2 separate regions of the Mus musculus genome follow, and region 2 is linked to region 1. Evidence: chromatin contacts called from ENCODE Hi-C data. All regions are on one chromosome and are shown on one strand. Each heading gives the region's core, a stretch centred on a gene start or an enhancer-like site at or near the end of the contact. The rest is flanking DNA. Distances are from core to core; before and after follow the strand shown.

The links. A loop is a pair of places that touch in the nucleus more often than their neighbours do.
Region 2: a loop to region 1 is called in a map of heart, with 2.6 times the contacts of the local background. The contact joins two enhancer-like sites. A Hi-C loop is called at or near these places in 4 of 37 maps with a recorded cell type or tissue (gastrocnemius, heart and left cerebral cortex).

Annotation. Positions count from the first base shown.
Region 1 is chr2:84,457,543-84,462,480 of GRCm38, forward strand. Tfpi (tissue factor pathway inhibitor) reads right to left here. Exons shown (of 9, transcript NM_011576.1): 3 at 481-591. The coding sequence starts at 589. Among named protein-coding and RNA genes, the nearest start is that of Tfpi, 14 kb to the right of the region's middle. Within about 2 kb of position 2,254, at least 1 of the 3 ENCODE cell types and tissues checked has a DNase peak (open chromatin) inside an H3K27ac peak, as active enhancers do; it is heart, where a contact is called at or near this core.
Region 2 is chr2:84,808,298-84,813,222 of GRCm38, forward strand. It overlaps Ube2l6 (ubiquitin-conjugating enzyme E2L 6), which reads left to right. Exons shown (of 4, transcript NM_019949.2): 4 at 708-1,706. The coding sequence ends at 859. Smtnl1 (smoothelin-like 1) reads right to left here. Exons shown (of 8, transcript NM_024230.2): 8 at 2,879-3,242. The coding sequence ends at 3,098. Among named protein-coding and RNA genes, the nearest start is that of Smtnl1, 12 kb to the right of the region's middle. Within about 2 kb of position 2,699, at least 1 of the 3 ENCODE cell types and tissues checked has a DNase peak (open chromatin) inside an H3K27ac peak, as active enhancers do; it is heart, where a contact is called at or near this core.

The sequences.
Region 1 (4,938 bases), core at 1,004-3,503:
TCGGAGCTTTACTGCTTACCTAAGACGCCTCTCTTGCTGAAATGACTTGATTTCGGGTAGTCTAAAAACTAACACACACAATACAAAAATTGTCTTAAGAAAATTATCACTTTGGTTTTTTTGTTTTTAAAAAAAAAAAAAGCCTAAGGGGGCTAGAGAGATGGCTCAACAGCTAACAGAGGACCTGGGTTTGACTCCCAGCACCCAAAACTTTAATTTTGAATATTAAAACTGTGTTCTTTATCTATCAAGCTGGGTTGTAACAGGCTAAAACACCAGTTTCAAGAGACTCAATGCTCTCTTCTGTCTTCTGGGGACACTGCACACGCATGGCGCACAGTCGTAGATGCAGGCAAAACACACATACACATATAATAATAAAACAAAAGTTAAAAGTATAAATTCTAGCTTAGTGAATTTCATACTAAGTTGAGAACTTTGACAAGGTAAAAACTAAAATCAACCTTTGCAATATTTTACCTGTGTCATCAGCTTCCTCAGACAGAGCATTAAGAAACTCGGGAACAAGGCTAAGCAACAGACACACAGTGGCCCAAAAGGCATATTCTTTCTTCATTTTGTAAGTCATTTCTGAAATACAGAACACAAACATGCTTAATAAGCAATCAGTGTGGCTGCATCTGTAGGCTAGCAGGGTTCTCAAAAGCTTCCGGGTGAATTTACTACGTCACATGTAATGCATCTCCCAAGCTGCTGACAGTTCTAAAGGTCACCTTTAAGACATGAACGTGAAGCATCTAGGGTTACAAACACATCTGAACATGTAATAGCATTCAGCAGGAGGCCATCTTGTAGCCTTGAAAACACAAGGTAAACGGAAAATGTTTGAGAGATGGGTAAATGCAGGTTGATATGAGTTGGTACTATCTCTCGTATGTGGAAATAAATAGAAGTACTGGTGGGGAGGGAAGGTCAGAATGATGGCTTGATGCTGTAAATGCAACCTAAAATGAATGAATAAAAAAACTGGTTCGGCAGGCAGCACATACTAGCTGGACTGAGGCCCCTGACATGTATATACAGCAGAGGACTGCCAGGTCTGGCTTCAGTCAGAGATGCCACACATAACCCTTGAGGGACTAGAGGTCCCAGGGAGTGGAGAAGTGGGGGTGGGGGGATCCTCTTTGAGAGGGGACTTCGGGAAAGAGGAAGGAATGGGATGAGGAACTGTCAGAGGCAGACCAGAATGGGGTAACAACTGGACTGTAAAAAATCATTAAAGACCCATGGAAGGAGTTACAGAGACAAAGTTCAGAGCTGAGAAGGAAGGAAGGACCATCCAGAGACTGCCCCACCCGGGGATCCATCCCATAATCAGCCACCAAACCCAGACACCATTACATATGCCAGCAGGATTTTGTTGACAGGACCCTGATATAGCTGTCTCCTGTGAGGCTATGCCACCGCCTGGCAAATACAGAAGTGGATGCTCACAGCCATTTATTGGATGGAACACAGGGCCCCTAATGAAGGAGCTAGAGAAAGTACCCAAGGAACTGAAGGGGTCTGCAACTCTATAGGAGGAACAACGATATGAACTAACTAGTACCCTCCAGAGCTGTGTCTCTAGTTGCATATGTAGCAGAGGATGGCCTAGTAGGCCATCAATGGGAGGAGAGGCCCTTGGTCTTGAGAAGATCATATGCCCCGGTACAGGAAAATGCCAGGGCCAGGAAGCGGGAATGGGTGGGTTGGGGAGCAGGGCAGGAGGGAGGGTATAGGGGACTTTTGGGATAGCATTTGAAATGTAAATGAAGAAAATATCTAATTAGAAAAAGTGTGAAAAATGTAAATAGTAAAAAAATCATTAAAGATTATATATAATATTTTATATGATTTTGTATATGTACACAAAATATTATATATATAATTATATATAATATATTACACACATATATGTATATATAATATATATACTAAAATAATAAAATACCTGCTTATTATACTTGTTATATTAGTATGTTTTTAAAAACTGGTTTGGGTATAAACAGGTTGCACTTTCCATGCCACTCAGCAACTTTGCTTTCTTAGTCAGAACTCTTATTTTCCAATTATTTTGTTGTTCTTGACGTCAACATTCTGAAGGCAGCTCTCAACTTTGTCTCTCTTTCCTCTTGCTTTGGTCCCTCCTTCAGAAGGAAGCATTGTCACAAATCCCCTCCTTGTCTCTTGTGGTATTTGTTTGAGAACTCCCGTTTCCTAACCAGGTTTTCTGCGAGATAAGCACTGAGTAGCTGAACACAATGGACCCCAGCCACTCCCTCCCTGCAGCTCATCAAGTCACCTTTCCCTGGTTTAAGGAGTTGTCCGCCTTTAAGACAGGCAAGTGATGAGCCAGCCCTTTTGCAGCCCGAGGGAAATGGATTCCCGTAGGAAGTGGGACATTTCCTGTTTCAGAAAGATTTAAAGATCTGGATCTTAAAAGGAAAAGAAGTTGAAAAACATGTAGCTTTAAAAAACAAAATACACACACACACACACACACACACACACACACACACACACACACACACACACAAAGACTTCCTCTTTGCACTCAAAGGGGAAAGGAAACGATGCCGGACCGGGAAAGGACCGGGAAACGGGATGTTGAGGCTTCAGAGTCAGCGCAAATGCGTGATCTACAGCTACCCCTTCAAATGCCTGTCTTTGTATCATATACGTTATTGTCTCAATTTTTACTTCTATAACAGAATAACTAAGACTGCATAATTTTTAAGTTATAGAAATTTCTGTCATAATTCTTGATTCCAGAAACTGCCAAATCAGAATACTGACAAATAGAAAATACATAAATATTCTGAGTTCCATGCCAGCCTGGTCTACAGAGTGAGTTCCAGGACAGCTAGGGCTACACAGAGAAACCCTATCTCAAAAAAAAAAAAAAAAAAAAGAAAGAAAGAAAGAAAGAAAAGAAAAAGAAAAAGAAATAAAAAAGGCATGGGTGGACTGAAATACATGAATAGTGAAGTAATGTGTGCCCATTGAAAATGTTACAAATTTATAATTCATACAACATACCTCATGCCATTATGAGAGTCTGATCCACACATGTGATTATAAAGAGTATTTCTACTAAACATCTAGGTTTTAATTTGATTTTTTTCAAATACTTTCGGAGACGCTTTGATTCCATTTGGTTCCACGGGAAGTCCGTTGCAGCTGTGTTTTGAATGTACTGGGAGGTAAGGTTTTTGTCTGCCTGGTTCAGAATGCCGGCTTAGGTAGAATGCCTGCTAAAAACTCAAGAATAGAGACTCTACGTCTACCAAGTTAATCCTATTTAAAGGCTGCAGCTTAAAAAAATCACTTATTTAGTCATCTAGTCTGTGCTTGGTTCCAACGTAGTCAAAACCAGCTTAGATGAATTCGGTCAAAATGTCACTAACCACGTTCCAGACAATGTGGAGCTACCTGGGCCTAGAAGGACTGATTTGTATTAATCTCAGAAACAGCTAGAACCAAGTGACTGAGCACCATCAGGGATCTCTAATCGCTTTATTCTCTGTCTCAGGACAGCCTCTTCCTTTTTTCCCCTCCACACAGCATAGAATATGAGCCTCACCATTCCTGGATTCTGAGCCATTGAAAGAGTTCGGCTACTTTCTTAATACACCAGGTCCAAACAGCCAGTAAATAGCGCTGGCAATTTCAATTTGTAAACACTGGAACCTCTCACTGGAGTTCCTTTAAAATGGGACACAGTGGGGACCTGCATGGATTTCATGAACTGCAAACCTGACTCAAATGATGCTAAAGCTACAAGGGATCTGGCATAAGCAAAGGCAATATCCAAACCATGACTGATCCTTTTTTTATGAGAACGTATGTATCTGTGTCTGTAGTAGCAGGGTGGGGTGAGAGTGGCAGAAGAGGGTGGGGGAGGTCATGAAGCTGGAGTTACAGGGGCTTGTACGCAGCCTGATATGGATGCTGGAAGGCAAACTCTGATCCTCTGAGAAAGCATCAATGGCTCTTAACAGCCTAGTCATCTCTGCGGCCCCAAACAAACATGGCCAGGCTTAAAATAAAAGTATGTGTGTGTTGGCATAGAGGATAAATAGATAGTCCTTAAAAGAATGGGATTCTTATGTAAATCGATGCATTATCAGATACATAGTTTACCAATATGTCCTTGGTTTCTTGCTTGAGGTGAACTGAATGGTTTTGTCCCCCATTAAACCCCCAGGGTGTGCTGCTTTTCCCAGAACAATACAACTAACTTGTTACTAGACTCTCAGAAAAGACTGTGGTAGCAGTTTGAATATCTATCACCCAGATGAATATGTTTGTGACCACACTGATGGCCAGAGGACTCAGAGATCAACATCTTCCTGTGCTTCAGTCGTGAGACTGTTACTGGAATCAGTGACACTGTCTGAGTGTCAGCCATCAGACAACAAGACCCCTATATACGTAGAATACAAGGCCTCATGGAAGCAGACCTTTACAAGCTGCTGAAGACATGGCCACAGTTGAAAGAGCATTAAATATACCCACTCCACTCCTGTGATCCCAACTTCACCCAGCTTTCAACATCACCCTGGATCTCAAATTCAGTATGTGATTTAGTCTTATTATGACAGATGTTGACAAAAAATACCTCAAATCTAAAGTTATGACAGAAATACCTGAAAACACTGTTATAGAAAAAAATGCACACAGAGCCCTAGCCTCTTCCTTCTTCACCCCATGATCTTCCCTCTCCAGAAATAGCTCACCAATGGAACAAATCAGTGTGTTTCCATCTACAACTTGCGGATGCTGTTACACATGTATATACTGTAATATTCTGCATATGTAAATAGGAAGCATATGTATTGTGTATAGATTTTTTAAATGTGCGGTTTCATTGAGGAAGCTTTCTCTTGGAATATTAAATGATAAATACTCAAAAATCCTCACAAAACCAACATC
Region 2 (4,925 bases), core at 1,449-3,948, 350 kb after region 1:
GCTGTGGTTGTTTAGCAAGGGGTTTTTATGGGACCCCTAACAATGGGAGTGGGGGAGTCTCTGACTCTTTTGCCCGCTCATGGGATCCTTTTCCTCCTACTAGGTTGCTTCGTCCAACCTTGCTATGAGGATTTGTGTTACATCTTGTTAGGCCATGTTTGGTTGCTATCATGGGGAGGCCTGCTCTTTTCTGAAGGAAAACTGAGGAGCAGTGGATCTGGGAGAGAGGGAAGGCGTGTAGGGGGGCTGGGTGGACGGGACAAATGGGAGGCTGCAGTCTGGATGTATTGTATGAGGGAAGAATAAGTAAAAAAGAAAGCGTAAAAATGAGGATCACGAATCCCGTTCATCTCACGGGGAGCTTCTTTGAAGCACGGCAAATAGTCGTTTGAACACCATGGGACAGGTATGGTGGCACGCGTTGGTAATCCTAGCACATGGGAGGCAGAGGAACTTGGCTTCAAGTGCAGCCTGGGTTTCATAGTAAGACCCTGTATAAAAGGAGAGGATGAGTCAGGGTTTCAACCTCACCCGTCAAGAATGAGAGGGACACCTGCTTTGGCTGTGGAGCCATCCTAAGTGATGGTATGCTCTTGTGGTACTCTGAGGATGATTGTGGGGCTTCAGGAGAATCTGGAGATGAGTAGACCTTACCTCCTCCCATGGTTCTCCTTGGTCCTGATGCCCTTCTCTGTCCTCTCCCCCAGTCTTGGAGGCCCTCAATGTGCTGGTGAGTAAACCGAATCTGGAAGAGCCTGTGCGTCTGGAACTTGCTGACCTCCTGACTCAGAACCCGGAGATGTTCAGGAAGAAGGCAGAAGAGTTCACCCTTAAATTCGGAGTGGACCGGCCCTCTTAATTCTGTTCTGAAGCCTGGATCGTCTGCTTAGCAGATGGATATCACCGACTGGTGCCCGAGGCCTTGGGAAGCTCACCCTGTGCCTAAGTTTTCCTTTGTAGTTGCTAATTATGAATCTTGTACCTGGTGTGTATGTATGTGATGGAGGTGGGGGGGCCTGTGTGATGTGTGCTCCTTCCCTGAGCTGTCTGGCTGTAGATGTACCATCCCCACATCCTCCTTGGCTTCAGAGCCAGTGGGAGTTAGGTACACACAGTTTCAGGCCTGCTTTCCAGCTCTCTCTGTCTTAGGCCACCTTTCAGGCCAATTGGCAGAAAATTGAATGCCCCAGGGCCCAGGCACCAAGGGGTGAGAAAGGCAGGACTCTGCTCAGAAGGCAGAGCCTACAGAAGGTACCAAATTTACTGTTGAGTGATTGAGATTGAAAGAGTAGTAAACTCAGTGCTCCAAGGTATGCTAATCATAAAACAGATAGTGACATTCCTCCACCCACCCACTTCCTGAGTTCAAGGAGTATTCATTCAAAGAAAGTCACCTTGACTTTCTTTGAATGAATACTGCAATGCAAATGTGCTATTGTTAGAGGCTCTTAGAAACTGTCTTGAGAGTTAACAATTACCAGGTATTCCTTGTGACACCTGTGACTTTGTACTTCCTTGTGACTCTTATCTGGTATTTTTGGTATTTTCCAACAACGCCCTTCCCACCTCCTTGAGTTGTGTTTTTTTTCCTTTAAATACCCCCTTACTCAGCTACTCGGGGCGCCACGGTCCTCTACCCCTGCGTGGTGTATGACCGTGGGCCCGAGAGCGCTCTTGAATAAAAATCCTCTTGCAATTTGCAGCAAGACCGTTTCTCGTGGGTGATTTTGGGGTGTCGCCCCTCCTGAGTCAGAACGTGGGGGAGTCCTCACGTTGTGGGTCTTTCAAGATCAACGGCGCTTGTCATAGGCATGTCCAGATTTAAGTGTTAAACATCTTATTTTCCACTGATGAATCTCAAGATAAAGAGTCTAACCTCCACCCAGAAGTCGGACTTCATGTTTCTGAATTGTTTGCTCCCTGACTGGCTACATTTCGGGGGGGGGGGGGCAGGCCTGAAGCTGGGATTTGTGTATCCCCAACCCCTGTCCAGGGGTGCTCCACAAAATGTGTCTGCTTGTCTGCCATTAACTTCACAGACAGATTCCAGAGTTCAGCTAAGTTTTCCATGAGAGGATGGGGTGGTTTGGGGGTTTGTTTTTAAAGTTTTTGTTACATTAAAAATAATTTTGTGTGTTTGTGTAGAAGTGTTCGAACATAGCATGGCTTGGGAGTAGAGGTAAAAGAACAGTTTTTTGGAGACATAAATTTCTCCTTCCACTAGGAAGGTTCTGAGGATTCGGCTAAGGTTGCCTGTGTGGCTTGGTGGCCTGCACCTTTTACCCTGTGAGCCCCATGAATGAAGTGTTTCATCAGAAAGCAGGCTGGCTAGGGACTAACAAAGAGTGTGACTCGGCATCTAGTGGCTATTCCCCCATACGGTATAAGAAATGCTGGCCCTGATTAGGCCATCCTTAGGTGGGCCTTCCAGAGGTCTACAGGGGGAACACCATTGTTTTGTGCAAGGCAACAGCTCATTAGTGGATTGTGTACGTCCTTCTGACAATCAGCAGAGACCGCATTTCTTTCTATATCCTTGGCAGCATGTCTGATTTCCCTTCCCCGGTGCTAGACAATGAGTCCACAGCTTCATATACGCCAGACGAGTCCACTATCACCGACTGAGCTTCCATACAGTGGAAACAAGTGGACACAAGGCAAAACTTCAGAGTAGGAGTGGTCAATTTTGTTGGAAACCAGTTACTTAGAATAGTGGCTGTCTCTCGAGCGCCACCCACCGACCGGCTCCAGAAGCACAGTTGTGTGAGATTTCGAGAGATTGTCTACTTCCTGTCTAGAAGTCGGCGTTCCTCAACTCCCCGCTCAGTGGGAGGAAGTGGAGAGAGCAAAAGAGACCTGGCAAACTGCCACACATGGCTCCAAATGCAGGTTTCTTTTTATTTTTGGCCCACCGCCTGTAACATACGTGTGGCTGGTTGGGGTGCGGGGAGCAGCAAGGAATGAGAGGAATTTTGAAAAAGCACTTTCGGTGCGGTTGATACTGGTGTCACCTGCTTTATGTCTGGTGGTGCGAAAGCACCCCGAGGCCACGGTTGGCAGCTGGGCTCCGCTTCCTCCTCCCGCATGGCTTTGCCATTCATTTCTTTTTCGTCTTCACCAGCCCTTTCTGCACAAGGCTACGGTATAGCTCCTGGATGTAGGTGTAGACACACTTGGAATCGGGCACTGCCAGCCGCACCATGTCATCCACCTCCAGCAGCTGGGCACAGTCGGCTAGTTTCCTGAGGGGAGGGTGGAATGAGGAGCATAGGGTCAAAGGTGAAGAGGAAGCCAAGGAGATGAATGGGTCCAGCAACCCTAACAGTTTCATTCAATTAGATCATCTATTTATTAAGCACCTACTATGTGTCAGGCACTCTTCTACTTGTTAGCAGTGAATAGCCAAAACCCTGTTTGATTACCAACAGTAATCAAATACATGAAGCAGAGGGTGTATCAGATTGGTGAGAGATCTTATGGAGAAAAGAATAGTGGAAAAGGGCCACTCAATGCTAGAGAGGGCTTCTGATAATTTTAATAGGGTCCTTGCGGAGGGTTTCAAGAGTAAATAAGGAAGCCGGGTGGAGAAACAGGATTTGCAAAGGCCCCAAAGCAGGACTGCTTGGTGTGTTTCTGGACTGCAGGGAACCCAGCAAGTCCTCATTTTCTAATCTATCAGCTGTACTTTGAGGCTACTTGATACCCCTGGGCTCTGCCGAGGCCGATAAGCTGGGCTAATCACTGCTCGGGCCTCCTGTCCCTGTGCCAGGTGTCTTATCAGCTAGTTCTGCATGACGGTCTCGGTTACTCCTCTTTATCACTAACAAGCAGAGGAGGAACTGAGCTGAGAGGGTTAGGTGCTTTGCCCAAGGTGAAAGAATGTAACAGTTGGGGCTCTGACCCAGGCCTGCCCAATGCCTTTGGCAGCTTGGCTCGGAGGATGCTAGGTCTCCACAGCCTGGGCTGCCGAGGCCAGTCAACCATGGGTGCTAGCAATGGGAGCAAGAAGGCCCCAGTGGAAATCTTCTCTTGGGGCTGCCACAGCTGGGCTGAAATCCAAGCCACTGGCATGGGAGCTGGGGGAGGGGCACAGATCGGAGAGTTTTGAAGAATGGGACAAACTCACCGCATCCACACCTCAGTCCATGGCTGTGGGCTAGTGCTGTCCCCCTAACACTGGGAAAGCAAACCTTTTATGTCTCTGGAGCCCGGAACAGAGCAGGGCTCCCTCAAGAGTAACTGATGAAGCCCGCTGGGGCTTTGGACTGGCTACTCTTTCCCTCCATGGAAGGATTTTTGAGAACTAGAGGAGAGTTCCAGATCAGGGGATCAGGGTGATAGCTGTGGCAGAGGCCACCTTTCAGATCCTGTGAGACACTTCCAGGGAGGCCATGGAGCTGAGAAAGAGGAGTGAGGATTCGAACCTTGGCACCTCAACTCTAATTCTCCACTCTCTGTTCCTATAACTCTTCGTAGCCTCAATCCCATTCCATGGCCTGGCGCCTCCCAAAGCCTGCGGCCATCCTCTGCTCTTCTGTGCCTCTGCCTCACTTGAAACCAGGTTTGTACTCTCTAGGTTAGGGATGTCCGTCAGGGGGCAGAGCTGCCTATTCTTTTGTTGCCTCTAAGCTTAGCTAGACCAGGAGTGTCACATAATACCTACCCTGTCACAGTCCTCCTGTAGGGACCTGGGAAGACCCTACCGATCTCCACCTATGAGGATTCATTGACTGGGTCTGGACAAACATTTTGCAGATGCTTACTTGGTTTAGAGAGCCTTCATTCAGCATTGGGGTATTGCTGGGCTGGAACTTCAAGGTATTTTACCTTCCATCCCATGGCAGAACAACATAAAACTGGAAGAGGACTTTAGGAATACAGAATCTGGCTGGCATTTTGTAGTTGTTGTTTGCCTCTGTTTCCAA